Linked DNA regions of Homo sapiens: regions 1, 2, 3 and 5 are each linked to region 4. A link is an interaction called in ENCODE POLR2A ChIA-PET data of the cell type or tissue named here. Cell type or tissue: MCF 10A. All regions are shown on one strand. Each heading gives the region's core, and the rest is flanking DNA. Links, peaks and the distances in the headings are about the cores only. Region 1 has its middle 68 kb from the start of TANC1. Region 2 overlaps TANC1 (tetratricopeptide repeat, ankyrin repeat and coiled-coil containing 1). Region 3 has its middle 76 kb from the start of TANC1. Region 4 holds the start of TANC1 (tetratricopeptide repeat, ankyrin repeat and coiled-coil containing 1). Region 5 overlaps TANC1 (tetratricopeptide repeat, ankyrin repeat and coiled-coil containing 1).

Region 1 (6,213 bases), core at 729-4,728, 68 kb after region 4:
GTCTTTTGAACTCTTGACTTGGTGAAAACAGATGACTGGGAAAACAGATTCGTTGGCTCGCATGGTGGAACCTGTATTCTGGAAGTGATCCAGGGCTTACAGTAGTCCAACCAGCCATTTGCTCTGTCTTTTGGTGATATGACACACTGGGGCTCTGTCTATAATGGGATTTATTTGAGCAGCAATGGTGTCCAGTGGAATAGGAAGTTCTGAGGTCTGAGGCGAGATTGAAGAAAACTGATGGGGAAATCAATCCATCGCCAAGAATTGACTAGATTGGCTGGCAACTGTAGGATTTGTAGGTCAAGCAGAAGCAGCTTGGCCCTCTTGGCTCACTATGGCAAACTCTAAATTCCCCAGGGCTGTCAATAAGCTCATGAAATCAATTTGTTTTGTGGCCAGTATTAATTTTTTTATTACCAAAAGAGACTAAATGCTAAGCAACAGTTCAACACCATCGAACTCTTCTTGGCAGGTATAGCAAAACACATAAAATGATTGATGACGTTTTTATATCATTTTGAAGTAGGTATGATTTTTTAAAGGTAAGTTTTTTTTTTTGTTTTAGAGATAGAGTCTCATTCTGTTACCCAGGCTGGAGTGCAGTGGTGCTATCATGGCTCACTGCAGCCTCGACCTCCTGGGCTCAAGCAATCCTCCTGTCTCAGCCTCCCAAATAGCTGGGACTATAGGCATAAGCCACCATGTCCGGCTAAATTTATTTTATTTTATTTTGAGTACAGATGAGGTCTCACTACATTGCCCAGGCTAGGATAAGCTTCTTCATGGAGATAGGAGGATGTAAATCGGACCGTCAGTGCCAAACCATCCTTGCTCAACAACAAGTAAGGCCCTGGCAGCAGAGACCAGCTTAGGGAGAATACAGATGCTAGCTTTAATCTGTGGAAGTCTATCCAGAAATAAACAAGGGATGACACCTTGTACACAATCACAGAAGAAACTTGAAGTTTTTGAATGATCCAAAAGAAATATTCACTTTCAACAAGAAAGCGAGTTTTAAAGGGGCACCAATTGTTTGCATTGTCTTTAAAGGAAGATTAAATTCTCCACTTAACTGCATATCCAGTTTGGTTTTCAGGTAGAGGCAAAGCTTTAAAACTGTGGTGAGCAGTATGTGGCCAGGAGCCTTGCCAGCTTTGGGAAGAACCAGAAAATGCAATTCCATGTTGCCATTTCTCTCTCTCTCTCCTTTTTTTTTTTGAGACAAAGTCTTACTCTGTCACCCAGTCTGGAGTGCAGTGGTGCGATCTCAGCTCATAGAAACCTCCGCCTCCCAGATTCAAGCGATTCTCCTGCCTCAGCCTACCAAGTAGCTGGAATTATAGACACACGCCACCACACTCGGCTAATTTTTGTATTTTTAGTAGAGATAGGGTTTCGCTAAGTTGGCCAGGCTGGTCTCGAACTCCTGACCTCAAGTAATCCAACTGCCCTGGCCTCCCAAAGTGCTGGGATTACAGGCATGAGCCACCCCATAGGGCCGCTGTTTCTCAAATGTGCCTTAAGGTAAACAATCAATGACAAAATACCAGTGCCAAGTTTTTATTCCAAGTCTAACAATAATATCATTAGTAATTATAAAAAGAATATTAAAATAGTACTAACAAAAGCATATATTTTACCAAGTGTCAAGCATTGTGCTAATTGCTTATGTGCATTTACTCTTCAACCATGGGACTAATATTGCTAGCTCCACTTTACAGATGAGAAAACTGAGGCCAAGAAAAGTAAATCTGCCCAAATTTGGAGCATGCTCACTATGTGCTATGCAGTCACTGTTCTAATTGAATGATCATAGATACTGTTATTACCATTATTTTACAGATGCTGAAACAGAGGTTAAACACTTTCCCATGGTCACACGGCTGTTAAGAGTCGAGGTAACATTCAAACCTAGTCACTCCAGTCCTACACTCTGAGCACTTCATGTCTAAATTTGTCTAACCAGTTAAATATACACATTTCTCATGGAATTTGGTAACGGTATTTTTTTTTTTTTTTTGAGATGGAGTCTGGCTCTGTCGCCCAGGCTGGAGTGCAGTGGCACAATCTCTGCTCACTGCAAGCTCCGCCTCCCGGGTTCACGCCATTCTCCTGCTTCAGCCTCCCGAATAGCTGGAACTACAGGCGCCCGCCACCTCGCCCGGGTAATTTTTTTTGTATTTTTAGTAGAGACGGAGTTTCACCGTGTTAGCCAGGATGGTCTCGATTTCCTGACCTCGTGATCCAACCGCCTCGGCCTCCCAAAGTGCTGGGATTACAGGTGTGAGCCACCGCGCCTGGCCGGTAACGGTATTTTTATTTTGAGTTTTTATAAAGTGGGGCCTAAATTGTTTTGCCTACACTGGTCATTCTAACCAAATGGCTGTTTATCACTGCAGCACTTAGTCTCAGGAATGTGCTGCCGCCAACTGGATGCTTGGGCTTTTTTTCTGGTCTATACTACCCTCTAGTGGTTGATAGAAAAATTCGATGATAGGCTATTTAATGACAAAGAGAGAAATAGAATGCTGTCCACTAATGAGGACTCCTTTTAAGCATAAGGGTAAGACATGAACCTGCATGTAATAGTATTTGTACTTTTTGTATCTTTTGATTGAGAAAAATACATAAAGACTAAAAGATTCTATGAATTTAGTACCTCATTTATGTGAACGTGTATTTTTATTTTTATTAATCTCAATAGTATACACATACATAAGAAACAAGGTGATATATATCTTTGTGTGTGTATATATACATATGTGCTATATACATGTGTTATACAATATATGTGTTTTATACATATATATGTATGTATGTATGTATATAACATACACCTTATTTGTTTAGCTATAGACAATGCCTGGAGTGCATTGATGGATTTAGAAGCCCCCAAATTAGACTTCCCTCAAACTTCTTTGGCTAGATTTTCAACAAATACCCACTCCTAAACCATTACAGGCAAGGAGAAATTAACTCAAAATTTTAGATTAATTAGTATATTCTCCTGAATTGGGCATAGTCCCCTGGCCTGAGAGGTGGAGATGTGAAGATAATTGGGATTGTCTTTTTTTTTTTTGAGAGAGTCTCACTGTGTCACCCAGGCTGGAGTGCAGTGGCGCAATCTTGGCTCACTGCAACCTCTGCTTCCTGGGTTCAAGCGAGCTTTGTGCCTCAGCCTCCTGAGCAGCTGGGATTACAGGCTGGTGCTGTCCCCATCACGCCCAGCTAATTTTTGTATTTCAGTTTCACCATGTTGGCCAGGCCAGGCTGGTCTGAAACTTCTGACCTCAAGTGATCTGCCCACCTCGGCCTCCCAAAGTGCTGGGATTACAGGCACGAGCCACCGTGCCCGGCCGGGATGGTCTGGACAAGGAAGAAGTCCTGCTGCAGGGGTGGCTGCAGTCTTACCCGAGTCTCCCTCCTGGGCGACCTCAGGAGGTGGGGGACTGGGGGCAGGCCCATGGGAGCATCCTCCCTGTGCAGGCACTAAGGTGGGCATTACCTGAAGGAAACTGAAAAACAATAGTAAAACTAACTAAAAGGTGGCCTGTGCTTTATTATCACCATCAAACAGTGATTCTAAACAGCAATGATAAACTAATTCTCCCTGAACATTTTTCATTTAAGTTCTAAACAAGGACTTTGCTTTCTTTCCATTTTTAACTATGTATGCTTCCAATTAGCACGTTTTCATTATATATCCTTTCACAAACATTCTGTTCTACGTCATGGAAGTCAATTTGGAGAATTTCCAGTTACGCAGTTGGCCTATGACATATGCAGCTACAAGCATTTGTTTCAGGAGTAAGTTCATGATAAATTGTAACTATCAGACCTCAGATTGGGCACAGTTCTACCATGTATTTCTGAGTCTAAAGTGTACATTTGAAATGATCAGTGATAATACAGTGATAGTAAAGACAAAGAAACAGAGCTTGGGTAACTTTAATTCTGTCATTCTACGTGACTTCACAAACATATTAACAAACAGCCAGAATCAACCTAGAACAGTGTACAGTGAAATTGTTTACTGCAGATGGGTACATAGACTTCAAGAAGACCATTAACTCTGCAAAAACAAAATATAAGGAAATGGACATTTCAAAGAAAAATGTCAGGAGAAACAACAAAAGATGCAGGCCTTACATGGCCAGAAGAAATCAAAAAGACAATTTTGAATGCCTGAGTTATTTTCAGCAAGAACTGGACATTCATTCTAAAATAAAGGATCAAATACGATGAACATTTACTATCACTCAGCCACTTTCTCTGATTTTTGCAAAAGAATAACTTGAGAAGTTTTAACTAAATGCAGAAGAAATTTATCATGAATTTCCTGGTGAGGATACTTGAGGGAATTTTTTTTTCACTGCAGAGATGTTTGAAAACTGCTATAATTCATCCTCAAGAAATTACATGGACTGTATTACAATCTCAGATTGACTTTGACATGGAATTTTTATGAATCAATCTCACCTTGATGCTTAAGTTTTTTCTTAACTATTTGTGTTTCTTAACTATTTGTGTTTTTCTTAACTATTTGTGCTTTTCAAAATTAAAGTAATTAAAATATTATTTGTTTAATATGAATGAAGAAGTTTGATTTTCACAGTTCTTGACAAATTTGTAGAAGGCTTGAAAATAGAAACCATAATCCTATTCATTAGTGCAACAGACCAAATGTACGTATGTGTTTGCCTTCTTTTTTTTTATTTTTGAGACAGAGTCTTGCTTTGTTGCCCAGGCTGGAGGCAGTGGTGTAATCACTGCTCACTGAAGCCTTGACCTCCTGGGCTCAAGTGATCCTTTCACCTCAGCCTCCTGAGTAGCTGGGACTACAGAGGCATACCACCACACCCAGCTATTTTTTTTTTTTTTTAGAGATGGGGTCTCACTATGTTGCCCAGGTTGTTCTCCAACTCCTGGGCTCAAGTGATTCTTCCATCTCGACCTCCTAAAGTGATGGGATTACCTCTGTGAGCCACAATGCCTGGCTTGCCTTTTTTTTTTTTTTTTTTTTACATGATTGTGTTTTAAAGGTATCAATCCATTACATGTTTCCCTTTTTGTCCTGTATACTTTTTTATTAAAAAATTTAAAAATTGACTCGATTATATTGTTGGCTGCTGTGGAGGTTACGATCTTGATGAAATCTTAATAGCAGGGAAGCCAGAGGTGGGGATATTTATGAGGTTTCTGGGGTCTATGTTTAAGGTGGGTCTTTCAATGTCAGGCTTGACTGAGATGGGACAAAGTTCATAATAGTTTAGTATTGGTGAATACAGAGAGGATAGGCTTTTGAAATGAGTCTTCAAACAGTAAACAATCATTTGATAATTTCAGTTGAGCTTGCTATTGCTTTGAGAAGATGCTATTTACCTGTGTTATGTGCTGAATGTTTATGTCCCCCCAATTTCATATGTTAGAGTCCTAGTCCTCAATGTCATGGTACAGTTGACCCTTGAACAATGCAAGAGTTAGGTGCACTGATCCCCCACAAAGTAAAAAAAAAAACTGTGTGTAACTTTCGATTCCCCGAAAACTTAACTACTAGTAGCCTACTGTTAACCAGAAGCTTTACCAATAACATAGTCAATTAACACACACTTTGTGTGTTATGTGTACCATATCCTGTATTCTTAACAATAAAGTAACCTAGAGAAAATAAAATATTATTAAGAAAATCATAAGGGTCCAGGTGTAGTCGGTCATGCCTGTAATCCCAACACTTTGGGAGACTGAGATGGGAGGATCACTTGAGCTCAGGAGTCCAAGACCAGCCTGGGCAACATAGTGAGGCTTTGTCTCTATAAAACATTAAAAAGAAGAAGAAGAAGAAGAAAATCATAACGAAGACAAAAATATTTACCATTCATTAAATGGAAGTGGGGCCAGGTGCGGTGGCTCACACCTGTAATCCCAGCACTTTGGGAAGCTGAGGTGGGTGAATCACGAGGTCAGGAGTTGGAGGCCAGCCTGACCAATGTGGTGAAACCCCGTCTGTACTAAAAATACAAAAATTAGCCAGGTGTGGTGGCATGCACCTGTAATCCCAGCTACTCGGGAGGCTGAGGCAGGAGAATGGCTTGAACCCAGGAGGCAGAGATTGCAGTGAGCCGAGATGGCGCTAGTGCACTCCAGCCTGGGCGATAGAGTGAGACTGTGTTAATAAATAAATAAATAAATAAATAAATAAATAAATAAATG
Region 2 (6,213 bases), core at 1,524-5,523, 80 kb before region 4:
ACAATAGAAGTTTGTTTATAAACTTCTATTTGGCTCACAGTTCTGGAAGCTGGGAAGTCCAAGATCGAGGGGCCCACTTCTGGGGAGTGCCTTCTTACCGCATCATCCCATAAAATTCAGAAAATTAAACAGTAACTTACTGATTGGCACACATTAGCAGGAGCGAGTATGTCACATACACGCCACTGCTAGCAATTAAAGGCAAGTCCCATGATTCATTTTCAGAATAGTCTGTAAAAGCCCTATTTATCAAGAATGTCCATCACCACCAAATTACTATCTACAAAAACCAGGCCTGGCATGACAGGAGACAGACTCTAGATATTTACTGTGACAGACAATGTACAAAAACAAAATGCCACATTTCATATTTGAGACAGGTGTTTTTAATACACGCTGTTGGTTGTATTGTTTTCTTGGTGCTCTCCTCACTCTTTTTGAAAGTATTTGTGCTCTGGAAACTGCCGTGTTTCAGTTAACTGGATCAGGCTTCCTAATGAATGTGGTACCCAAGGCTTGGCCTCTCCCGCCCCCACTGCCTCATACAGTCACAGGCCATTCCCCAGCTGTATGCCCTAAATCAGGGGATGCCCATAGGAAGATAAATATAATTCAGAGTCCAAAATACACGGACTTAAACTGAGCCATTGCCAATTTCTCATGGATCCTGGGTAACCGAGATGGTTTTTGTTTTCATGGTTAGGAACAGCTGCAAGAGCGCAATACTCTTTCTAGACTAATAAAATAACCTAAGTCTGGCTCAGTATTTCAGCTGTGGCAGCAGCCAAATTTCCCAGAATGGTGCAAGCCTCGTGCAGTTCTGGAAGAGCTGGGGTGGTAGTTCTGAACTAAACTGAAGGCATCCAAACCCAACCCAACAGCAAACACACACACACACACACACACACACACACACACACACAAACACCACTTCAACTAAATTTTGAATTAGAGCTAATTCCTATGGGTGGATATGACATGTTATTTGTAGGGGTCCCATAAAACTAATCAAACCTATGAAGTTTAAGCCTTATACTTGAAGGTATGTTACGCGCCATGTATGAACATCAGATGTTTTTCCTCTAAAACCCAGTGAAAGATTCAATTAAAGCTCTTAGTAACTCTGCAGTGAAACCTTTGATCACTGATTCTGTCATCATTTCTCTTAGTATGAAACATCTCAGACCTAAAGAACAAAAGTCACTATTGTGACGCAGCACAGAAAACACATGCACACATACATACACACAGCTTTCTTTTCTTGGGGAGGAATAGGGAGTTGCAGAAGCTACTTTTTCCACAATGAGAACATTCTTTATACACTCTTGTACATGTAGCCCAGTTACCAAGTTATTTCCTAAATGTAAGTGTGTGGTCCAAATGTCTCCCACTAAGGAAAAACAGCCCAATTAGAACCCAGTGGAAAACAAGACACATGTTTCTTGAATGGCTTTGAATTAGAGACGGTGGATGTAAAATTGTTGTAGATATAATGAAGATGTTGCACAGATGTACTAAGTTTTCATGGTCTCAGCAAAACATCTTCCTGGTACAGCAAAATATGTCAGTCTGCAACAAAGCTGGATATAAAATAATTTTTAAAATATCTGATTCTTGTTTTTATGCAGTAAAACTTCTCAAGCCAACTCTCTTTTGCCTTCTCACAAACCTAACAAAGCCCATATTTCAATGTACTGATAATTCACTAAAAACTATAAAACTGCATTCATCTCCAATTGACATCACTTTTTATAATCCTCATATCATAAATCAATACAAATGCAAGATTTATCGATACAAATGGAAGACCTTTACTTCACAAATCCAGCAACCAACCACAAAAGCAATGGCAGAGGTAGAGAAACTTATTTCACAGACAACCTCCTGTTTAGTCCTCACAACCACCAGGTGGGAACTATAATTATCCTCTTTTGACAGATAAGGAAACTGAGACTTAGAGAATCTCAGCAGCCTGCTCTAGGTCACACCTTAGCTCTTAACACCTCATTCCACTTCTTCCTTTGCAAGAAAAACATGCACTAAAACCATGCCTTGGCACCCTAAGCCTTGGATTTCCAGATAAAATGACATTCAAGAACAAGTCTCTGTTACACAGCATGGGGCCTAAAGCTAAATGGCAAAACTGCAACGCTGTTCTGATAACCTGGTTTAATTTAAAACTATATCACAGGCTGGGTGTGGTGGCTCACACCTGTAATCAACACTTTGGGAGGCCAAGGTAGGAGAATCACTTGAGTCCAGGAGTGTGAGTCTTTGTTTCTACAAAAAAAATTTTTTTTTAATTAGCTGGGAGTGGTGGCACATGCCTGTAGTCACAGTACTTTGCGGGGCTGAGGTGGGCTCATTTGAGCCCAGGTGTTCGAGGCTGCAATGAGCTCTAATCATGCCATTGCACTTGAGCCTAGATAACAGAGTGAGGCTCTTAAACAAAAAAAATTATGTCACTATGTATTCCTAAGCATTTTGACTTACTCTTCTGAAAGAGAAACAAATGCTGCACTCCCAAGCACCCAATCCCATATCAGTCTATTCTTGGGTCTCTTTCTCTGTGCTATCATCCTTGGAAAAATGACCAGAATACCCACTTCAACTGCTGCCTGTATGCAGGCAAGTCACAAATCTGTTTCTCCATTCTTTATCTGTGCTACAGTTACACTACTTTATTTCCAACTTGCCGTCATCAGCCCTGGCTCACATACCTCAACATGTCCAAAACTAAACCCATCTTCCTCTCCCCACTTCCAAAACCCACTCACTAGTCTGGGTCCAGGTTCCTGCTGATAAAGCACCATCCTTTTTAGTTCACGAGACTCAAAGCCCCTCCTCTTTCTCATGGCCTCCCTTCCATGTCTGGTAAACAGCCAAACAGGTCTCCGTCTCACCAGTCCTGACTCCCCTCCATTCGCTTCCACCACTCTGGGGAGGTCCTCACTATCTCTTGGGTGGACTTCAGGCTGAAACCTGTAACGTTAGGCCAGTTAAGTGCATCAGAGTTACCTGGGGGACTTGTTAAGAGGCAGGCTGCTGGACCCCACCCTGGACGGTTCTTTAGGTCTGGGGTACAGCTACCCTGCTGATGATGAAGCAGTCCCTCATGGTCCACACTCCCAGGAACCACTGTTATTATACACTCTCCTCCCTCCCTTTCTACAACACTTACATAAATTCTTCTTGAATCCTAACATAAACCAATGTAACCCTTGTAAAATCTGAACTAAGTTTGGATGGTAATGGCTACCAACTGCCAAGGACCTACTGTGAGTCACAGTCTGTCAAGTTCAGTCAAAACAACTGCAAAATACACAGCACTGCCCCTAAATTTACAGGACAATTTTATAAGAAACCAAGACTTTGAAAATTAAACAATTTCTAAATTCCACAATAATAGATTGAGTTTATCTATGTATTAAAAGGGCCCTCTCCTTAGACACACTCTAAAAACCAAATATGATGGAAGAGGGAGACCTATGAAGAAAAAGGAGCATTTCCTTTTCAGAACAGGGCAAAAGGAGGGACCTATGAGGAAACAAAATATAAAACAGCCAGGTCTCAATTTACAGTTCATTGTGGTACAGCACAAAAGTCCATCCATGCTCCCAAGAGCAATTTAACAGAATAAAGAGGGCCAATTGTGGTGGCTCATGCCTGTAATCCCAGCACTTTGGGAGGCCAAGGTGGGAGAATGGCTTGAGGCCAAGAGTTCAAGACCAGCCTGGGCAACATAGCAAGAGCCCATCTCTACAAAAAACTTCAGTAGACTCTGCTTTTGTTCACCCGCCTATACCCAAAAAGGTTCTGTATGATTTTTGTAGATCATATCCTTACCTGTTCTAAACTAGTTTTACTAAGGACTAACAAAATTTAGGTCTATATGTGCTATAAACAAGGTCGTTTCTTGCCTTTTCTGCCTGTGCAAGAATGATCAGCATTAACATCAGAAATCCAGGAAAATTTCTATGTTCACATTGTCGTTTATAAAAAAAGAGGGCTCATGTAAGCCAGCAAATGATCAATTCCCACAATTGAACACAACTTTTCAAAAATGCCCTGAATTTGAAAGCACTTTCCTGTACGGCATTCCATTTCCTCCTCATAAAAACCCTCTGAGGGCGAGCAGCATGATCCTACTGTCCTTGTCTCAGGCCACCCAGCTAATAGACAGTTCACGGAAGAGCCAGGGCTGGTATCCAGACGAAGCCACAGACAACATGGACCATCAAGAGTCATGTCTTTACCACTAATTGTAAGAAAAAATATACGTTAACAGATTCAAATACGAACAAGACCAGTTACTGCCCCCCAAAGCCAATCTACTTGCCAGATATCTACAACAGTGCTGTGGCATTATAGAAACAACTCAAAACAAGGTGGCATGATACCAAAGGCAAAGGTGTTGGGGTCAGGTCAACCAACACCAGCCCATGTGGTCTAAACCCCAACTATACTGTGCTTTCCTTGCCCTGTGCCCCTGGGCCTGGACACAAGCTCTCTGACCCTAGATTCCTCACTTGTAACAGAGCATGACATCCCTCAGAATAGCTGTGAAAAAAAATCAGAAATAAAACATGACAAGTTTGTAGGACTATACCTAGCATGAAACATATATTATAGAAATGGTCACTAATGTGTTGTATTATTACACTTGTTTATATAGGCCCAGTGATGAGTTTTAAACATTTATAATTAAATGTTAGTGGTGTGAAGTCCCAAAATTTGAGACAGGTCTCAATTTAGAAAGTTTATTCTGCCAAGGTTGAGGATGCATGCCCTTCAGACAGCCTCAGGAGGTCCTGATGACATGTGCCCAAAGTGGTCAGAGCACAGCTTGGTTTTATACATTTTAGGGAAACATGAGACATCAATCAATATATGTAAAATGAACATTGGTTCTGTCTGGAAAGGCAGGACAACTGGAAATGGGGAGGGGGCTTCCAGGTCACAGGTGGGAGACCAACTGTTGCATTCTTTTGAGTTTCTGATTAGCCTTTCCAAAGGAGGCAATGAGATATGCATTTATCTCAGTGAGCAGAGGGATGGCTTTGAATAGAATCAGAGGCAGCTTTGCCCTAAGTAGTTCCCAGCTTGAATTTTCTTTTAGCTTTAGCGATTTGGGGGCCCAAGATATTTTTCTTTCACGGTGGAATGACTTAAGTTTGCGTTTTCCTTCTTTATTTAGGAAATTAAGATAAAATGTAATCAGCAATTTTAAAATGGGGCTGAGGGAGGGCTGAAGGATGAATCACAAATTTCTGGCTTGAGTGACAGGGTAGAAAGTAGTGCCAATGACCAAAATGGGAAAAGCAGACAAGCGTGGGGTGAGTGGTTTGGAGTGGGGAGCAGGAAGCAGGCAATAACTGGGGGGGGGAAATGAGTTCAGTTTGGATATCCTGATTTAAAAGTACCTATGAGTCATCCAAGCAGAAATGTCCAAAAGATTGTCTAAGAGGAGGATGAATTCAGAGAGACCTGGGGGGTCCATGAAGTGTGGATGGTGGCTGAAGCCACAGAATTATTGAGGTCTCCCCCAAAAAGGCTGAGCAGACTAAAAGAAAACCACCAAGGATGAACCAGGAACATAAGGGCAGATACAGCAGGACCTAAGAGGAAATTAAAGAAGCAAAAACAAAGCAGTCGAGTATGGTGCAAAGGGGCGGGGCACCATGGTTCATGCCTGTAATCCCAGCATTTTGGGGAGGCCGAGGCAAGTGGATCGCTAGAACTCAGAAGTTTGAGACCAGCCTGGGTAACATGGTGAAAACCCGTCTCCACAAAAAATACAAAAAAAATTAGCCAGGCCTGGTGCCTCGCGCCTGTACTCCTAGCTATTTGAGGGTCTGAGGTGGGAGGATCGCTTGAGCCCAAGGAGGCAGAGGTTGCAATGAGCCGAGATTGTGCCGCTGCACTCTAGCCTGGGTGACAAAGCTAGACCCTGCCTCAAAAAAAAAAAAAAAAAAAAAAAAAAAAGTAAAGAAAAGAAAAGAATGGTGCATAGGAACCCAGAAGAGACAGCTTTGATGAGGAATGATCAGCAGAATCAAATACTACAGGAAAAGTCATGTCAAGGACTAACAAGTGACAACAGGCTTCAATGATCAGAGGCCATTTGGGACGTCGACAAGGGCAGTTTCTATTGAGGCGAAGGAAACCAGGAGACAGGCCATCTGTAGGGTCAGTCCCTCCTAAATTGTAAAA
Region 3 (6,213 bases), core at 727-4,726, 76 kb after region 4:
AAATTAGCCAGGTGTGGCCGTGCATGCCCGTAATCCCCACTACTCAGGAGGCTGAGGCAGGAGAATCATTTGATCCTGGGAGGCGGAGGTTGCAGTGAGCCAAGATCGCGACATTGTACTCCAGCCTGGGCAACAAGAGCAAAATTTGGTCTCCAAAAAAAAAAAAAAAAGAAAAAAAAGAAAGAAAAAAGAAAAAAAAGAAAAGCCTAAAAGGGTAAATTTTATGTGAGATATATTTTTTTACCACAATATTAAAAATATTGATTTGTAACATGGAAACATTGATGTCTACCACAATTTGCATAATGCTATTTTGGCATAGGTTTCTTTCTTCTTTTCTTTTCTTTTTTTTTTTTTTGAGATGGAGTCTTGCTCTGTTGCCCATGCTGGAGTGCAGTGGCACGATCTCAGCTCACTGCAACCTCCACCTCCCGGGTTCAAGCAATTCTCCTGCCTCAGCCTCCCAAGTAGCTGGGACTATAGGGGCATGCCGCCACACTGGGCTAATATTTTGTATTTCGTATTCGTCTCGAACTCTTGACCTCAAGTGATCCACCCGCCTTGGCCTCTGAAAGTGCTGGGATTACAGGCGTGAGCCACCTTGCCCGGCCTGGCATAGTTTCCTTTTGAAAAAAAGTTAGCACTGGAGCTAACCTCCTAAGTACCTTTGTGCAGGTGAGAAAAAGCAACTTTTCCTCAGATACTTTGCTGCCATCTGCAAAAAAACGTATCCTAATGCACGTGCAAATCTACAATGACTTCAGTATGAAGGGAGCCCCCTAGAGTTGTGCAGTATACTACCTGCACAGGTTGTTCAAAGAGTCCCCAACAAAACACAAGTGCCCAGGCCTCTCTATCTCTGCAAATAGTCTGGGGTGACTGGTGGTGGGAAAAAAATAAATATAAAATATGAAAAAATAAAAATATAAAAATATAAAAAATAAAAAATAAATTTTTTTTTAATATGGAAAGTTTGGATTATACTGGTTGTAGCTGTTGAAAATGCTGTTCCATCAACATTAATAAGCCAAAAACAAAGTCTCCCAAGGTGCCCAGCTGACAATTCAGGAGGTGGCTTTGAACAAGAAGTGGTGGGAATGATGTGTCAGGAAAGAAAGAAGCCACTGCCAGGGTCGGCCTTATTCATGGATAAACAGATTTATATTATGCGAACACTGAAGAGGCCCTGTGCACATTTCTATTCTCTAGTTTTGGGGATGCCTAAAATTCCAACGACTTTCTTCATGACTTATAGCTTGTCAGAACTACAAAGAGCCTTTGACGTCACCTGGTTCTAATCTCCAATTTCTCAGATGAGACACTGCAGTCTAGAAATGTTAAATGACTCAGCCACAGGCACACACTAGTTGGTATTTTGCTTTGCTCTCTACCTGAGAATCTGGCAGGGAAGAGGGTCCTCCAAGAGAGGAGAGAATATCAAAATGGGCAGGGACGTGGTTCTAGAGACAGGGGTGCTCCACTTCACAGTCATTATAATTTCCCTTTTCCCATAATCCCTAAGCCATAGGAGGGGTGAATGGGGAGGGAAAGGCAGAGGCTCGATAACATTGATAACCCTGAGAAGCATACTAAAGCTTAAGAAGAATCTATAAGTAGTGTGTATTTGACTTTTCATTCATTTATTCACTAAATACATTGAGCATCAACTTAAGACAAGCATTATGTACTTGAGGGTCTTGTGAACTAGTTGGGGAGAGAGACATGTAAACAGATAAATTATAGTAAGACCTGTAATATGCTGATTTAGATGTATGAACCTAGTGCTGAGGGGACCCTGAGGTGGGAACAACTCTTTTTCCACAGAGGCCTTGGGGAAAGCTTTCCAGAGGAAGCAATATTGGAGTGGGTTTTGAAGGGTGAATAGGAGTTTAGCAGGTGGGAAGGGTGTGAGGGAAGGTTCTAAGAATTCCGGGTGGAAATAATAGCCTGTGCCCTGGGGTAGGGTCTAGAGAGTGTGATCCCTTTAGGAATGGCAGGAGCACCCTGTGTTTTAGTAGCACATGGGAGTTGACCTGGGCCAAGGTACCGAGTTGGCATTTTATCCTGTAGCCAAGCAAGTCAACAAAGGCTGTGAAGCAGAGTGTGACAGGATTCCTTGTGGAAGGAGAGAAGGACTCTGGCTTCCAAGGAGGATGAACAGCAGTGAGAGAGAGCAGAGTTGGGGAGACGGGGCAGGGGCTGTGAACACTCAGGCTGTGCTCCATCAGTGAACGAACTTGCCAGGACAAGCCGGGCAGCGGGGTGGAGAATGGCTCAGCCCCAACCCCCTGCAGCCATCTGTTCCTCCACACGCACACTGTGCCTCCTCCCACTCCTGAGCCGGCAGAACTTCTGCCACTGACATTTGAAACAGTGGGGGAGTTGAAAGAGGGAGGCCTGTGGCGAATGCCCCCCACCCCATCCCTCCTTGGGCTTGCTTGGTCTGAATGTGGGATATGATGTATGTGGTTACACGTGTGGCACCTACCTCTAGCAGTCAGGAGGTGAACCAGGAATGTCACTTTATTCCTTCCAATGGAAACGAACTGCCTCTGATACTGAGCATAGCAGGAGAAACTGAGCATCTGGGTGTAAAGCAGAGAAGACTGCTAGTGGGAGAGAAAAGGGCTTTAGTCTGGTAGTGGCTGGTACCAGGAGAACTACATTAGAGCAAGCCTAAGGTTGTCACCAACTTCTGTAGGAACAGGCAGAGGGTTTGTGGCCAGGTAGTCGGCTCAACTCCAGAGGCTGAGCTGACATATTGGACCCTCAGCCTTTGGGCTAATGTAGCCTTAGTCTGAACCAGCTGAGGACATTTTCTAGCTGAGGGTTTGAGGAGAGTTCCTTGTTTGGTAGCCCCCAGCTCAGCACAATGCCGGGTTCAGTAAATGATTCCTAAATGGAATCAAACTCAAGTGAGGAACCTACTGAGAGTCTTCACTTGTAACTGTACACACCTGTATATAGCCCCATGGCTTGTAGCAACATGTTTTTTAAAAGCTGCACATTGGCCACACACAGTGGCTCAAGCCTGTGATCCCAGCACTTTGGGAGCCTGAGGTGGGTGGATTGCTTAAGCCTAGGAGTTGGAGACCAGCCTGGGCAACATGGTGAAACCCCATCTCTACAAAAAATACAAAAATTAGCCAAGCATGGTAGTGTGTGCCTGTAGTCCCAGCTACTCAGAAGGCTGAGGTGGGAGGGTCACTTGAGCCCAGGAAGTCGAGGCTGCAGTGAGCTGTGATGGTGCCACTGCACTGCAGCCTGGGTGACAGAGCGAGACTCTGTCTCAACAACAACAACAACAACAACAACAAATCTGCACGCTATTATCTGGACAGGTGAATATTGAGAGAAGGAGGCGCAAAAAGCATGTGGGGGGGGCAGGAACCATGAACAGAGGCAGGGAGCAGAGAGAGAATGGTGCTGAGCAGGGGCTTGGAGGCCCCTTGTGTAAATGCAGAAGAGATGTTTAACCTTTAGTTGCCTGACAGAGAAAATGGAATGTTCCAGGGAGCAGTGGTGGTGACAGTGGTAGAGGACACTTGAGGGGCTTGCACACCTAAAGAGAAGTTTCTCAATATTTTAAATAACCACTATGGCCATACTGGTGCATGTGGTTACTGAGGGCAAAAGATGAGGGGGCAGGAAAAGACCTAGGCAAGTGCCACAGCAGGACTTACCAAGACAGCTTCATGGCAGACAGACTGCTGCAGTGTCCAGGGTGGAGAAATTGGGAAATAATAATAATAGTAATACTTTCCAGGTTCTCCACACTTAGGTAAGTCATTTAATCCTCACCACAATTCCATGAAGTAGATACATTAATTTTCCTTATTTTACAGATGAGGAAAATTGAAGAGTGCTCCGGATCATAAAGTAATTGAAGAAAAACAATGGGTAAAACATAAGCCCCCTACTGTCTCGTAGGAATTTAAAAACCATAGCCACCCTGTCACAACCTGCTCTCTACCCAAGGTCTCCCATGACTGCAACGCACACCAAAACCTTGTTTGTAACTGATGGATTTGAAGGTGGGAGATTCAAGTAGAATATGTGAGAAATAGCTTTAACATTTTACAACCAAATCAATAAAAGCTAAAAACACAGTTGCCTCTCCCTGTATTAACCAGTGCTGGGAACAGGCAAAAATATGTGAGTTGCTTGCTCCAGGAAACTAATAGCCCCGGAAGACAGGAGTATGAACCAACCAGCAGCTTGCCCATCGACAGATCCCTCAGGACCCTCGTCTCATGGAGCCACCACGCAAAGCTATTATGTCATAAACTCTACCTCATTCTGACCAGTTCCCCACCTTGCAAGACCTGCCTGAAAATCCTCAACGCTGGTCCTAAAAACCCGAAAACATCTCTCTGTACTTTCCCGTGATGAGACATTATGAAGACTTTGTCAAGGTGATGTTCTCCCTTAGCTTTGTTTGATCAACAGGTTTTTCTGGGTTTCTTTGACGAGTTAAGAGTTGACGTTAAGCATGTATTTGACAAGACAGCCCTGGTAACATCGCGACCTTATCAGGGCAAGATATTAAAGCAGTATTATGGGTGTAAAACACACACGTTTGGATCCTTCCTGCTACAGCGATGTGTGCCCCAAAACCAGGGCAGGAGACTCAGACACTGGGGAGCTGAGGGGCACTGTTTCCCCATGACTGAACATGGTCATCACAATGACTCAGGAACCTTCAAGGGCTCAACCACCCTCACAGCCCCTGGAGTTCCTGCCTTCCACCCAAATTGCCATGAAGTGTGTCATGAGACCCTGCCACCCTGGCCATACAGACTGGACCAGAAATGGAGTTCTAACAAAGGCACCTCTAGATGTTATAAGCGAGGACAGTGGAGGCTTTTGAGATGGCAGGATATGAGACATCAGACCAATAGTCAGGGAATGCTAATTAACTCACCAAATCTTATTCTCTCTGGGGGTGAGAGAGAAGCATAGGAAAAATTACAATGGGAACCAAGAGAAGTAATGAGAGAGGCAGCAGGAGAAATAATTGGAGAGTCGAGAGAGAATCTGAGTCATGAGAACAGAGTCACTAGATGAGGGAACGGCAGATGCTCAGTTCTGATGGGACCACAAAATATTGGAGTCAGAGAGCTACTGATGTATCCTGAACAGCTGCAGGTCCTGTTCCCATTCTCCATGAGGCCTATGGCTTTGCTGATGATTTGTTGTAATCATGATAAGATAATAAGTAACATAAGTTATTTTACAGCAATGTATTATTTATTTATTTATTTATTTTTTTGAGACGTAGTTTTGCTTGTTGCCCAGGTTGCAGTGCAATGGCACGATCTCAGCTCACCACAACCTCCGCCTCCTGGGTTCAAGCGATTCTCCTGCCTCAGCCTCCTGAGTAGCTGGGATTACAGGCCTGCACCACCATGCCCAGCTAATTTTGTATTTTTAGTAGAGGTGGGGTTTCTCCATGTTGGTCAGGCTGGTCTCAACCTCTGGACCTCGGGTGATCTGCCCACCTCGGCCTCCCAAAGTGCTGGGGTTACAGGCGTGAGTCACCGCACCTGGCCGTCGATGAATCATTTAACACAACAATATGCACAGATCTTAAATGTTCAGTTCTACGAATTTTGGAAATTATATACACCCATGTAACCACCAACGAAAACAGGATAGAACATTTTCCTGATCCCAGAAAGTTCTCTCGTGCCTCTTTCCAATCAATCCTTCTTGTTACCAAAAGCACCAAAGGTTAATGTGGCCTTTCTTGTGCTTCATCTGCAATGTCCTTTTTGTGTCTAGTTTCTTTCACTCAACGTAATGGTTTGGAGAGTCATCATGTTGCAAGTACCGATAGTTGTTTTCTTATTATGACTAAGTAGTATTTCACTGTAGGAACATGCTGCTATTTGTTCATCTTTTCTCTGTTGAAGGGCATTTGGGTTGTTTCTACTTTGGGGCTACTAAAAATAAGGCTGCTACAAACATTCATGGACAAGTGTTCTTGAGGTTATAACTTTTAATTTTCTTGGATAAATACAAGGAGTGTAATTTCTGGTTTATAGGCTTAATGTGTGTTTAAACTGATGGAAGTGCCAGGCTGGTTTTCAAAGCAATTGCACCTCTTTATACTCCTACCACCCAGGTCTGAGAGTTCCAGTTGCTCTGCTTCATTGCTGATGTTTAGTGTTATCAGTCTTTCTTGATTTTAGTCATCCTATTGAGTGTGAA
Region 4 (6,213 bases), core at 1,460-5,459:
AGATACCAAGATCAAAGGCAAATGATATGTTCATTTTTTATTTTTAAAAAGAGGTACAGATTTGAGAAGTGATTTCCTTAAGAATGCTGTCTGGGTTACTAGTCCGGATTATAAATCACATTACACCCTGAAGCCTACTTAATAAAAAAGAAGTTGAAAATAAACAAATGATTAGTTTGAAGCATGTGACTTTCTGAAACTCTCTTGAGGAGAAAGTTTTATTACCATTATTGGTGAACTGTTTTTAATCCCTGACATCAAAGCATAGATGTTAACCCTGGGGTTCTGAAATCAAAATAACTCATATATAACCCTAAAAATGTATTGTGAGAAATTGCCACATATTAACTTTAGTCTGTTTGGCAGGTTTGAATAAACAGAGGAGAAGAGACTAGGGAGAATCAGAAGACTCTGGTTCAAGTTCAACTCAACTATTTATAGATGATACAGGTCTAATTTAACTTTCTAGGCCTTGGTTTATTCAAATAAAGGGTTAGGGATAAAATGTGTAAATCAAGCCCTTATAAACCCCATAGCAGTGTTCTAACATTACAGCACTGGCTTCAGAATTCCTACATTTCTCAAACTTTTGGAGAGTCACAGAACTTTAGGGATGCAAGGTAATCCCATTTTAGGGATGAAAAAAATGAGAAAACCAAGACCCAGAAAGGCTTAAGAGTTCTTTGTACAGTGAACACTTTCATAACGTGGGGAGAAAGGGGGCAGGGAGAGGTTCTGGTTTTTCCACCACTGAAATATGCATTTAAGAGACAGTTGAAAACCAAACTATTTTAAACACTAAAACAAATCCTCCCCACAAATATATAAACACTCTTCTTTATTTTGCTTCTGTAAATGTATTCCTGTAACACAAACTTTATTTTATCATAAAGATAAAAATAAAGCCATTTCTTTTTCTATGAGACTCTCAACCCTACTCTCAACCCAACTGAGACAAAATCTTTACAATTAGGTTAGAAATGTCTAATGGAAACAACGACATAAAGTTAACCTCCAGCTATGCTGGCAGGAGTCATTATAATATGGATTATAGTTCCACTGGCTCAGGGATGCTGGTTTTAATGTTCCCAGAGAAATAAAGAATTAATCAGCAACTCAGAAGAGAACGTTGCCTAAAAATGGACGATTTAATCCAGACAACTCCATTGTCTCTAAAATTATGCCCTCAATCACCCAGTGTCAAAACCTACTATGGCACCAAATAAATCGTGTGTGGTTAAAGAGACAAAATGTTCTTTTTTCTACAGGCTGTTATGGGAAGCAGAAAAAGGCTGACTATGAATCAGTTATATCTTAGATCAAGGATGGATATAAATTATAATAATTTGGGCATTCTGGTGGTTAAACCAAGAAAGCAGGAAAACCATTGCTTCCAAGTTCCAGCAACACTTCAAACCAAAAGGCTTGGTGCCAAAAAGTTAAGTTTGGGGCACCACATGTGCAAGACAGGGTCATAAAAACTCACCTTAAATTTATTTGTGGACTTTTCCTGCTTCCACTAAAATCGATGACACTATTTCCCATCTCTTATTGTCAAATCACAACAGTCCGGAAGCCTGAACCAAGTTCACTTGGCAGGTAACAGGAACAACCCTAGGAGGAAGTCCTGAAGGATATCAGATACCATACTTCCTTTACTGCCACATACTTTTCATTTCAGAACCACCAGGATATATTTATGATGCTTTTTGACTAACACTCACCAAGCATTCTGGCTGACACAAACTGCAGAAACTGGCATACTCTAGGGAAGGTCCCTTGTGAGGTCTTTAAGTAGCTTAGATGAGTAAAACACTCAGACTACTTCTATAATGAAGTAGTCTCAGCCGCTCATAAACTCCTTCATTCCCAGCAATCAAGAAGCAGCTGTTAAAATCCTGGAATCTTCCTAGTAGCAGATCTGAAATACCTCCAGGCTGACCCAGGAAGCTTCACAACTGCTTTCCTCTCCTTCCCCTCCCCTGCCTCAGGAGTGCCAGCCTGGCAGGAATAAAGATGACCAAGGAAGGAAAAAAGAGGGTAGCGGATCTGGTGAAAGCAGAGACGCAGACTCCCTTCATTTCCACTACAGAGAAATACCAGCCCTCTGTGCCAACTAACCAGGTTTCTCCTTTCCTCTCCCACCCCCACCCCTCCAAACACGCATTAACTTCTGCAGTCTGGTGTGTCTGGCATTTCCAGAGCGAGCGATCTCAGCAATCTTGAGCCCTTTCCTCAAAGATTCTGAACCAGGAACTTCCTTTCCGCGCCAGCCAGAGTTTGCGGTCCAACCCACGTTAAGACTCAGCTTCCATTTACCTTGTAACCTGTACGGACGACGCTGCTTCTGGGGTCAAGTTCAAGATGAAAGTTCCCTCCTCACCTCCCAAGTTAACTCCAGCAGGGAACAACGCCACTGAGAACGGTCCCAACACTGGAGGCACGCGGATCTGGAGCTGGCAGGAGGGGGCTGGGAGAAGGCCGTTGCCGAGCCTGGCGTCCTCCGCCCCTTGGCCGCAGCGCCGCGTTTCTACCTGGCCAACGCCACATTTCCTCCCGGAGCTTTACACAATAAGTCCAGTAAGTTTTGAGAACACCGGTCCAGGGACCTTTCTGTCTGCAAACACACCACACAATGCCTAGAGCTTCCTTCCCAGCCAGGCGTTCCGGAAAGCCGCCGCGCCAAAGCCGGGAGCCCCGCACACCCACAGCGCTGCGCGCCCGCACCCCAAAGTCCTCCAGGAAGCCAGTGCCCTGATATCGTCCCCCGAAAATGACCACTCTGCATCCAAGAACAAGGGGGCTCACAATCTTGACAATTACCGCTCTTCTCAGCGCCCCACCCCTAAAGAAAAACCCCCAACGTCTAATCCTAACTCACCCCCACCCCCAATAAAGGAGTGTGGATATGCTAATCGCAGTGTTCTTGGAAGCAAAGCAATAGACTTTCAGCCCAGACTGGGGCAATACCATGCCTCCGGCTTAAGTTCTCTCGGCAACTTCGCGACCCGCGCACCCCAACACTCCGGGGGGCGCCCAGGACCCCGCGGTGCCAGGCGCGCCTCCCCCCGCCTCCCCCGCGCCAGGTACCAGGCGTAGCCCAGGCCCTTGCCAAGCCCGAGGGCTACAGAGAAGGCGGGAAAGGGGGCGAGCGGGCGCGCCGGGCGGGGGTGGTCCCAGAACTCGAGCGTGCCCCAAGCGTTCCCGGTTCCCACCACACCGGTTCCAGGGGAGGCCGGCTCGGTCCGGCGCGGGGGAACCGCGCAAGGAAGGTGCGGACTCCCCAAAGCCGCCGAGAGACCAAGGCCCGGGGCGCCCAACATGTCTGTGCCTATTCCCGGAAAGCTCCCGGGTGTGCCCGGCGGAGGAGGGGGCGCTCCAGAAACTTTCCCACACGCCTTTCCCTTCTCCCATCACCCTCTCCACCCCGGGTCCCTCTCGACCTCTCCGCACACTGGCAGCTGGCCATGCCCGGGGCGCTCGCAGGCCCGCGGCGGAGTCCGGGCTGCGGGAGTTACCTGCCGGGAAAGTTTCCAGCTCCTCAGCGCGGTTCCCCACACCCAGGGCCGGGCCTCGGGGCGAGGCCAGCTCGGCGCTCCGCGGCTGCCTCTCCTCCGGCTCCCGAGGCGGCCGCCGCTCCAGCAGCTGCCACAGCAAAGCCTCCGCTCCGGCCCGTCCCCCCGCCTTGCTCGGCCCACACCGGGGCCTCATTGGCAGCGCGAATCCCCGCCCTTGCGCGTGTTCCCGAAGGCACCTTCCTCTCGCGCGCCCGCCCCGGCCGCGCCTCCCGCGCCCCTCCCCGCCCCGGGCTGCGGCGGATCCAGGGACCGGCTGGAGCGCGGAGCGCGAACTTTCCGCGGGGCTTGGGCGCGAGGTCCCCTTGTCCCGCCTCTCGGCGCCAGGTCCGGGCCTGAAGCACCCTACCATCCCTCTGGGCACCGGGTCCCCCGGGGCTGCGCCTAGGCCCCTCTGGGACCAAAATGAGATGGGCCATAGTCTTTTTTACAGCCTCTTCAAAATCAATAAAGCGACCCGGCCTTCCCTCCTCGCTGCTTTTTTACCACAGCCGAGGAGGACATATGGGAGCAATTAACCGAGCTGGAGTTTCCGTGGACGCTTTGGGGTGGCTTGTGCGGCTTTCTTGGATTTTCTCTGCCTCACTTAACTACACACAAACACAAACACACTTTCTGGGGCCAGAATCAGCTAAATGAGCTGGAAGGTCTAAGAAGGCATCTCACCGGCTGCGTCTTTTTATTTCCCAAAAGGAATGGGGGACGTTCTGGGGCCGGTGATTTCCCGGGCGTCCCTGGGGCCGCGGGTCTGGAGCCTCCTGCGACCGCTCCGGGCTGGCCCGTGCTGTCTGCGCTACATTCACAGAGGGCCAGCGTCGTGCTTCTGTCGGAAGGAGGTGGGAGGGACGGAGGGGAGAGAACACACAAAGATGCTATTATTTTGTCGGTTGGTGGCAGTAAATTAAACTCCTGAGTTCCCAAAATGTTTTGTTATTCTCCAGCAGAGCAAAAACCAGGATAGGGACTAGGGATTCGGGTGTCCTGGGTTCTCCAAGATCCTCCCAGGAATCCCAGGCAGCCAAATTGGCCTAAGGGACTCTGCTCACTTAATACCCGAAGCTCTCTAAGACAGCCTTCGTTGATCTAGTTGACGAAGGAAGGATCAACTAGAACTGCCGCTGCCTTGTGTGGCCAGCGGGAATTGTGCACGGGTCACCCCATTGGTGTGTCTGGAGCAGAGAATAGAGAAGTTGCTGTAAACCGATTTATTGGTAACCCCTAACCTTGCTGTGGCAAACCCGCCTTAAAATACGATTGTGTTTTAAACAAGTTTCCTCATAAAAACTTCAACCTCACGCAGAGCTTCCCTATATAAAGACACCAGCAGGAGGGGTGTCCATATTTAAAGTTCTTATGAAAAGGGACAGGAAGCAAAATGCCACACAATCTCTTTTCATAAATTAAAAAGACTGAAATGGACTGGATTTTTCACCCATAGTTTCAAAGGCCTGATTACTGCTGTGTTGATATTTGAGCAGTAAACACATCAGCGGCCTTGAAGTATTCCCGAAACAAGGCAGGATAGAATATTGAAAATAAAAATACAAACTTAAACCAGAAAACTATTGACTTCTTTCTCCATCTGAAATGTTTCATTGCTGAAAAATATGGTAATGTTTTATTTAATTTATCTTGAAACGAAATCTTTCAACAGACAAAAAAGCCAGACAGCAACCTTAATGATAAAAGAATGATGCAAACAAAAGACAAAAACTCCAAGCAGTCTAACTAATCTGAAATATTAAAATATAAGAGAAACAATCCTAAGAAAATAGACTGGTAAGATTTCCTGCTCCAGACTTCTTTATAATGGGAGAAAGGTATAATGGATGAAATTTATCATTTGTACCACATTTTTCTGGTTTTGGCTCTTCTCAGCTGTATTTCCAAATTTTTGATGAAATTGCTTAGTTAAATAGGGCTTTGAAGGCAGTGCAATTTTTTTCCCTCTACTCTCAAAGCTCCTTAAGTAGCAAGTAGAAAATCACATAAATATGTTCATTACTGACATCATCTTTAAATTATTTTTAGTTGAAAAAGTTTTGTCTTTATAGTTTCAGAAGTCACAGTCACTAAAGAAGTAACTTCATCACTGCCTAGTTAGGAGTATTTAACATTCTAAACAGGCATACAGCTAGCAATCTGAAATGTGCACACAGAAAGGCCCTGTCTCCCCTTCTTCCTGTAGTGTTTATATAATCCAAACTACATATGTTATTATGCACAATCTGATCTCCAGCTTTAAACAGCTGACATTACATACACTATGTTGTACTAAGAACATCAAAGAAGCTCTCTTAAGCTGTGGGTGAAAATAGTACATTTATAAAAGACAAGGCCAAAAAGAGTAAAAAAAAAAAAATGAAAATTCATGGGTGAGGCAAACAGGGGGCTTCCATTAAGATCCGTTTTGTAAGAAAAAAATGTGAACATTTTCTAAATATCTTAATAAGTGAAGTATTAGCTGAGCACATATTAAAAAATGAATTTTAATTTTTTTAAAATCTGCTTTTCCCTTAAAAAATAAAAGCGTTTTTAGTTAGTTGTTAGTTAATGGTTTGTTTGAATTTTTAGGAAAAGGAAAGCAAGAATCATCTCTTGCTTTTCTGAGGATATCTCTGCTTATCCCATCTACTTT
Region 5 (6,213 bases), core at 1,052-5,051, 120 kb before region 4:
AAGAGAAATTAGGCATTGAAGGGAAAAAGAATTAAAAAGTTTCCTAATTATAAATTCTGCCCATAAACTTTGTTTATAACAAGCAAAGCAAATATTTTCATTAATTGCAAATGTGGTGCAGATGAGTTTCCAAAGCATGCTGTAAGCATGAGGACCTTCAGCCTTTGGAGCAGCTGGGCTCCAGCACTATGATTTTATGCAGGCTGCAATAAAACGAGGCTTAAGAGAAGAGGGAGGGGGAGGGGGGTTTCCATTTCAAGTTTACTTTACCATCTCACTATAATCACTCTCAAACATGTTGTTCTGTTTGGTTTGTTTTTCAGAGGCAATAAAAGATCTCTAACTTCCAGTATCCTTTCATTAGAAAGGCACAAAGTAGGGAGAGAAGTTTTATGTATGAACAGGAAGCACAAAGCTGGGTGGATCTAGCACTCTGGAGCCAGGAGCTTTAACTGCACAAGGGCAAGGGGAATACGGTCAAACAAAGAAAGCATCACGATGATGCCACGGGCAGAAAGTGAAAATCTCTTAGGGGCATCCACGTGAACAATACAATATTGGTTCTGGGCAACAAGACACCAGAGATTCTCCAGTAGATGTAACATTCCTCAGCAGAAGCTTAAAGACATTTAAGAGGAATTAAAGATGTTTCACTGCAACAACCAGCACAGCTGGCATATTTCTTAACCCTTGAATAGATACTGTTTTCTTTTAACTATGACCTATTTTATTCCCCACCTTGATTAAGTGATGGGAAGCACATTTCAATCACCCTTCCTGTTACTGCAGGCAGAAATGCCAGGTAGGACGATGCAACCTCTCCAGGGTATGAAAACTATGTTATCAATGACTAGTAATTTACCTCCTCCAGCTTCACTGGCAGGTGTTTCCATTGGAACATTTACACACCACAGACAGTCCCACCTACCCCAAAATGCTTTCCATCGCACAGCATCAAATGCAATCACACTGTCTCAGATGGGAGACTGGGGCCTGGAAGGTAACCCTGAGGAACAGGGATCACAGCTAGAACCTCCCCACAACCGGTCAGCTCAGGCTCTAACATTCTCACCACTTCACACGTTTAAGAGCTTTAATTTGGGGAAAAAGATAGAGATCCCCAAAACGACACATTTTTAGTGAGTATTTTAAATACATAAGGCGTCAGCACACTTTGCTACAAAGGGTATGACAGTAAATATTTCAGACTTTGCAGGTTACATATAGCCTCTGTCACTCATACACACACACTCCTTTGCTTCTTTTAAAATCATCAATTCCCTTAAGTCCAAAAATAAAAGTCCAGAAAGGGCAAGGGGACACACAGACATCTATAAGAACCTCTCTGTTCGTAATAAATAAAAATATATACGCATACAAGTAAGTCAAAGTCATAGTTTGCAAAGATAACAAAATTATCAAAGGGAATAAAGCCATCCAATAAGGCGTTTTAAATTGGCAGAAATGGCTTTTGATAACAGTTCTTTATTTTAAAATGTTTTTACCATTACAGGCTGTGAAAAGGGATTTCAATTCATAATGGAAGAAAATGTCAATCTGGGAGATGAATGTTTAAAGGCAGCTATGCAGAATGGCAACATCCAACATCACAGATTAAAGTACATAGAGTGCAGCATTAGAGACAGCTTTAAAAAATGAGGGCAACGAAGGCAAGGAGATGAAAGTAAAAGCATATTTCAGGAAGGGAAGGCCTGAGAAAGGCAAGGGTGCACTTAGACACTCAGGTAAATAGGTCTGCAGAGGCAGGAAATAAGATTTCCATTTATTGTGCCACTGAAGTGGCTGAGGTGGGGTGGGGCGATAGAAGCTTAGAATAGAAAAAGAAAGATGTTCTGTTTATCCAGCTCCAGAAAACGGAACTTGTGCAATGCATTTAACTAGGGCATTAAATGTGTTAGGGCACCTTTTGTGCAGTCCCCGCCTTACAGTGCACTAATGTTTCTTAAAGGTTGTATAACCACATAACTCTACATACATACACACACACACCCCCCCCTATATTTACAGAAAACTGAAAGATTTCTTCCACAAGATCCAGTATCATTTTTGGACCCTTCAGAAGACTACAACTAAAAGCACTTGAAGCCATTTTATGTCTTATAGAATCTCCTAACATTCAGGCAGAACATTTTGAAAATAAATGCATCCAAGAAAACAATTTTCAAAAACTTTATTCAGACAATCATGATTAATTCTCAAACAATACCACTAAGAGGCAAGAAAGCAGCTAACCCCTAGGGTACAAGAAACCTAGCCAACAGGACAGCATATCCTTGTCTTCAAAAATCCACCCAGTGGGATCTAAACAGAGATCAGTAAATACTGTCCGCATGGTTTTATTCTTAATACTCAATGGTTATAGAACCAAACGTACAAATGTGCCTTATCCTGAAACAGATGAGTAAACAGACTGGCATTTCCTCTCTAATTGTCAAAGTTTTCCTTTTAAGACATATCAGCATGCAAGAGTTTCTGTGCTTTAAAAATAAATGACCTCAGAAAAACTCCCACCCCCAAACTCCCAGAGGGGTGCAATTTAAAATAAATGCTCTTTTTATTTTTTAGATGTATTAGGTGCCAGGACAGGGTTCTGGGTGCATTATACATATATTATTTAAACTTAATCTTCACAGCCACGCCACAAATTAGGCATTGCTATTAGCCCCCTTTTCAGATGAAGAAACTGAGGCACAGAAAGGATCAAGTATCTTGCCCAAGGCCACTCTGGCATATATCAGAGCTGAGTCTGAACCCAGGCAGCGGGATCCAGAGTCCACTGTCTCAGTATTGCTCCCCTTGGAGAAGGCTACTGAGAAAGGCTTTCAACATTATGTCATTTTGCATACTTAAGAAGGAAAACCAAAAATAGTATATGTAGGTCTACGCACAGTACTGGGCCACCACAGAGGGGAAGAAAAAAAAAACAAAAAAACACCCTGTTCCCTCGTCTATTTTCACTTTTCATGCCGGCTGGTTAATTAGCTCCACAGCACTCCTGCAGCACTCCTTTTGGGAGGTACCCAGGCCCAGTGATCATTAATCTTCTCTCAGTCACACCTCATGCTGTCACCATACAAGCGAAGTGGATCCAGGATAGGTGTTTAGTCATCAAGCACCCTAGTTTCCTCTCCTCTCCGTGGGTACTGGACATTTATTAACTCTTGCAGCATTTGGGCCTGCTGCTTCTGCAGCACAGTGGCGCTGGCTCCGGTCATTCTGCCTGGCCCAATGAAGGGTGAAGTCACGAGCTAGCTGTGGTGGAAGGCAACCTGGCAGGATTCACCGTCAATCTGCATGGAATTTGGGATTCTACATTTCCTTGCCAGCACAGACTTGTCCAGGTCTACCAGTCCTGTGGAACACACTGCAGCTTGAATTCCGTGGCTCTGCCAGGCCTACTGATGCTACACCTGATTCAGTTTCCAACACCCTCCACACAGAGGGACCCCCGATCCCTGCCGAGCGAGGCTGTTTTAACTGGTTGGGAAAATGGCACAGGTGATGGTCCTTAAAGCTCACCAAGTGATTTTACTGTGCAGCCAGGACCGAGAGCCACAGAAGCAAGAAGGTGGTCAAAAAGATCTGGAATGCTTATGCCACTTCCCAAGACAAAGAGGTCGGGAGAAAAGGAACTACAAGGCCTACTGTACTAAGTAATGCAGATGATTAAAATAAAAGTTTCCATTCCAAATGTACATTCCTTGAGGGTATATGTGTATATATATGTGTATCTACATATGTATGTAGGCACACACATTATGTTTACATCTATACAAACATGGACACTTGTACATGCATGGAGGGTCTCGAGAAGGATACACATCGAACCAGTAGCAGTGGCTGCCTCTGGGAATGGGAACTGATCAACTGAAGCATGGGTGTTAAGATACACACGTTTAGATGGTTTATATTTTTTCCTATGTGCACATTTCCTGTAAATATTTAAATGTACATTCCCAAGGATTGAGCCATGTGTCAATTTTAAGATCTTTAGGATAAATGGGCCACCTACTAAGGCCTAACTTGGCAAGTGGGTGAAATGAAGCTCTATTCCACAAAGCATGTGCTCGAAGTGACATGTGTGTAGGCACTGCTCGGAGGCAAGCTTGTTTGCAGCTGACTACAGTGGACACGGGCATAACAGGAAGAAGAGTGCCAGTGCCCTGCTCTGAAGGTTGGATGCCAGCAGTGCTGAGCCTGCCACAGTCCTGTCATTGATGGGCTCTGGGTCAGCTGGCATTTCTTCTCTTCCCACCCTTCTGTTTCTCTTCCAGGTCCTGGTCATCTCTGCTGTTGGTGGTTGGGTGTGGGCACACTTGCAGATGCCTGCTCACATGGGACATGGATAATCCAAAGCACTAGGAAAACATCCAGTCTGCCAGGGAGGAAAGAGGGAAAGAGAGACATGAGGGTTGGAGTGTAATGGGAGGACAGGGAAGAAAACAGATGCTAAAAAGGAAGGAAATGAGGCAGGACAGGACCAAGGAATTGAGAAGTAAAGAGAAGAGGGGGAACAGCCGCTCAAGGAGCAGGGAGGGGTGGAGGTGGGGTGCAGGCGATAAATGCATGAATTCCTGTTTCTTTTTAAAACTGCATCTGGCTAGCAGTCCTGGCAAGGCCTCTCCCAATACCCTAGTAAAATATCTAACTACAAAGTAAGAAAACTCACAAGTGCAAAAAAACCATACTAAAAGGAAGAGACTGCCAGAAAAGGAAAGAATTTCCAGTAATTTTAAAGATGACAAAAGGGGATCCTTTGTTGTTGCAATAAACAATTGGTGGCCTAACCACACTCCAGTCTATAAAACATCAGAGCCCAGCCCACTGTGGAAGGGGGAGGATAGCAAACCCCTGACCCTGGAGTCGGCCTCTGTATCTCCACCCTGTGCCCACCAGCAGGAACAACAGCTCCAGATCAGTAAAACCTGGCTGATTGCATCTTTTCTCTTTTGATAAGCCTCCCCCAACCACCACCCAAAATAATCAATGACAGGACTGAGAAAACATAGCTTATTAGTGAAAGGAAAGAGAACATCTGCTTGAACACTCAAAGACGACTGAGAACAAAATTCTGTGAACCGCTTGGTACCATCAATAGAATATAAGATGGCCTGGCCTCCAGACCCTTCATAGAGTGTTTCTTTCCTGATGACAATCCATACCGGGGGTGTCTAATCTTTTGGCTTCCTTGGGCCACATTGGAAGAAGAATTGTCTTGGGCCACACGTAAAATACACTAATGATAGCCGATGAGTTTTTTAAAAAAGTCACAAAAAAAGTCTCATAATGTTTTAAGAAAGTTTACAAATTTTTGTTGGGCCGCATTCAAAGCCGTCCTGGGCCTCATGTGACCCACAGGCCGTGGGTTGGACAAGCTTGAGCTATACTACAGACTAAGGCATTCTATACTATATATCTATACTATAGACTATTAAAGATAAGGAAAGAAAAGCAGGAAATTTAAAAAGCATGATCCACATTTCAGGTAGTCAAGGAAAACTGATACTATAGAAAACTTAGTCCATGATAAAGAGAATAAGCTCGGGAAGGTTTCCCCAAGAAGCAGAGGGAAGGAGCTAAAATTTTAACAATGTGAGAAAATATTATAGATATGGGAAACAAAAACCTTTCTGAGAAGAAATAAGGACAAGATAAAGTAATTTTTCTAAAAACCTAAGAAAAATTATCACAGGTTTCCAGGTAAGCATTAAAAAGGTGTTTTACTAGGATACAAACAAAACCTCGGAGCCTCTGAAAGGCACCAGAGCCCGACTGCACTCAGAACCCTTGTGTTAGTTTCCTGGGGCTGCTGTAACAAAGTTCCATAAATAGGGTGGCCTAAACAACAGAAGTTTACTTTCTCACATTTCTGGAGGCTCCAAGTCCAACATCAAGGTATCAGGCAAGGCCATGATCTCTCTGAAGGCTCTCGGGGAGAATCTAGTTCATGCCTTTCTCTTCCTTTCTGGTGTGGTCAGCAATCCTTGATATTCCTTGGATTATAGATTCATGCCTCAAATCTCTGCCTACGTCATCACATCACATTCTCCCTCTGTGTCTGTGTCTCCTAAGGACAACAGTCATACTAGATTAGGACCCACCCTAACCTAGCGTGACTTCATCTGAACTTCCTGACATCTGCAACGAGCAAATTTCCAAACAGGATCACTTTAACAGGTATCAAGGGTTGAG

Evidence for each region. ChIA-PET counts read pairs that join two places held together with the same protein. Peaks named below come from ENCODE experiments on the same cell type or tissue, not always from the same donor. Only the 100,000 strongest peaks of a DNase experiment are listed, where the experiment ranks them.
Region 1: POLR2A ChIA-PET joins it to region 4 with 23 read pairs; 7 of 35 experiments call an interaction of 5 or more read pairs at or near these places.
Region 2: POLR2A ChIA-PET joins it to region 4 with 10 read pairs; 11 of 35 experiments call an interaction of 5 or more read pairs at or near these places.
Region 3: POLR2A ChIA-PET joins it to region 4 with 19 read pairs; 7 of 35 experiments call an interaction of 5 or more read pairs at or near these places.
Region 5: POLR2A ChIA-PET joins it to region 4 with 11 read pairs; 6 of 35 experiments call an interaction of 5 or more read pairs at or near these places.

Annotation. Positions count from the first base shown.
Region 1 is chr2:158,897,713-158,903,925 of GRCh38, reverse strand. No RefSeq gene overlaps it. Among named protein-coding and RNA genes, the nearest start is that of TANC1, 68 kb to the left of the region's middle. In MCF 10A, for the core only: a CTCF peak has its summit at 2,481 (motif pointing left); a DNase peak (open chromatin) is centred at 2,445.
Region 2 is chr2:159,046,362-159,052,574 of GRCh38, reverse strand. The region is part of intron 2 of TANC1 (tetratricopeptide repeat, ankyrin repeat and coiled-coil containing 1); the gene reads right to left. Among named protein-coding and RNA genes, the nearest start is that of TANC1, 81 kb to the right of the region's middle. In MCF 10A, for the core only: no CTCF peak of the experiment used is centred there; no DNase peak of the experiment used is centred there.
Region 3 is chr2:158,889,342-158,895,554 of GRCh38, reverse strand. No RefSeq gene overlaps it. Among named protein-coding and RNA genes, the nearest start is that of TANC1, 76 kb to the left of the region's middle. RefSeq lists an enhancer at 1,945-2,114. In MCF 10A, for the core only: no CTCF peak of the experiment used is centred there; DNase peaks (open chromatin) are centred at 1,294, 2,284 and 3,014.
Region 4 is chr2:158,966,088-158,972,300 of GRCh38, reverse strand. It overlaps TANC1 (tetratricopeptide repeat, ankyrin repeat and coiled-coil containing 1), which reads right to left and starts at 3,661. Exons shown (of 27, transcript NM_033394.3): 1 at 3,519-3,661. RefSeq lists silencers at 3,626-3,705, 3,766-3,875. In MCF 10A, for the core only: no CTCF peak of the experiment used is centred there; a DNase peak (open chromatin) is centred at 3,700.
Region 5 is chr2:159,087,767-159,093,979 of GRCh38, reverse strand. The region is part of intron 3 of TANC1 (tetratricopeptide repeat, ankyrin repeat and coiled-coil containing 1); the gene reads right to left. Among named protein-coding and RNA genes, the nearest start is that of MIR6888, 96 kb to the left of the region's middle. RefSeq lists an enhancer at 2,861-3,140. In MCF 10A, for the core only: no CTCF peak of the experiment used is centred there; DNase peaks (open chromatin) are centred at 1,879 and 3,099.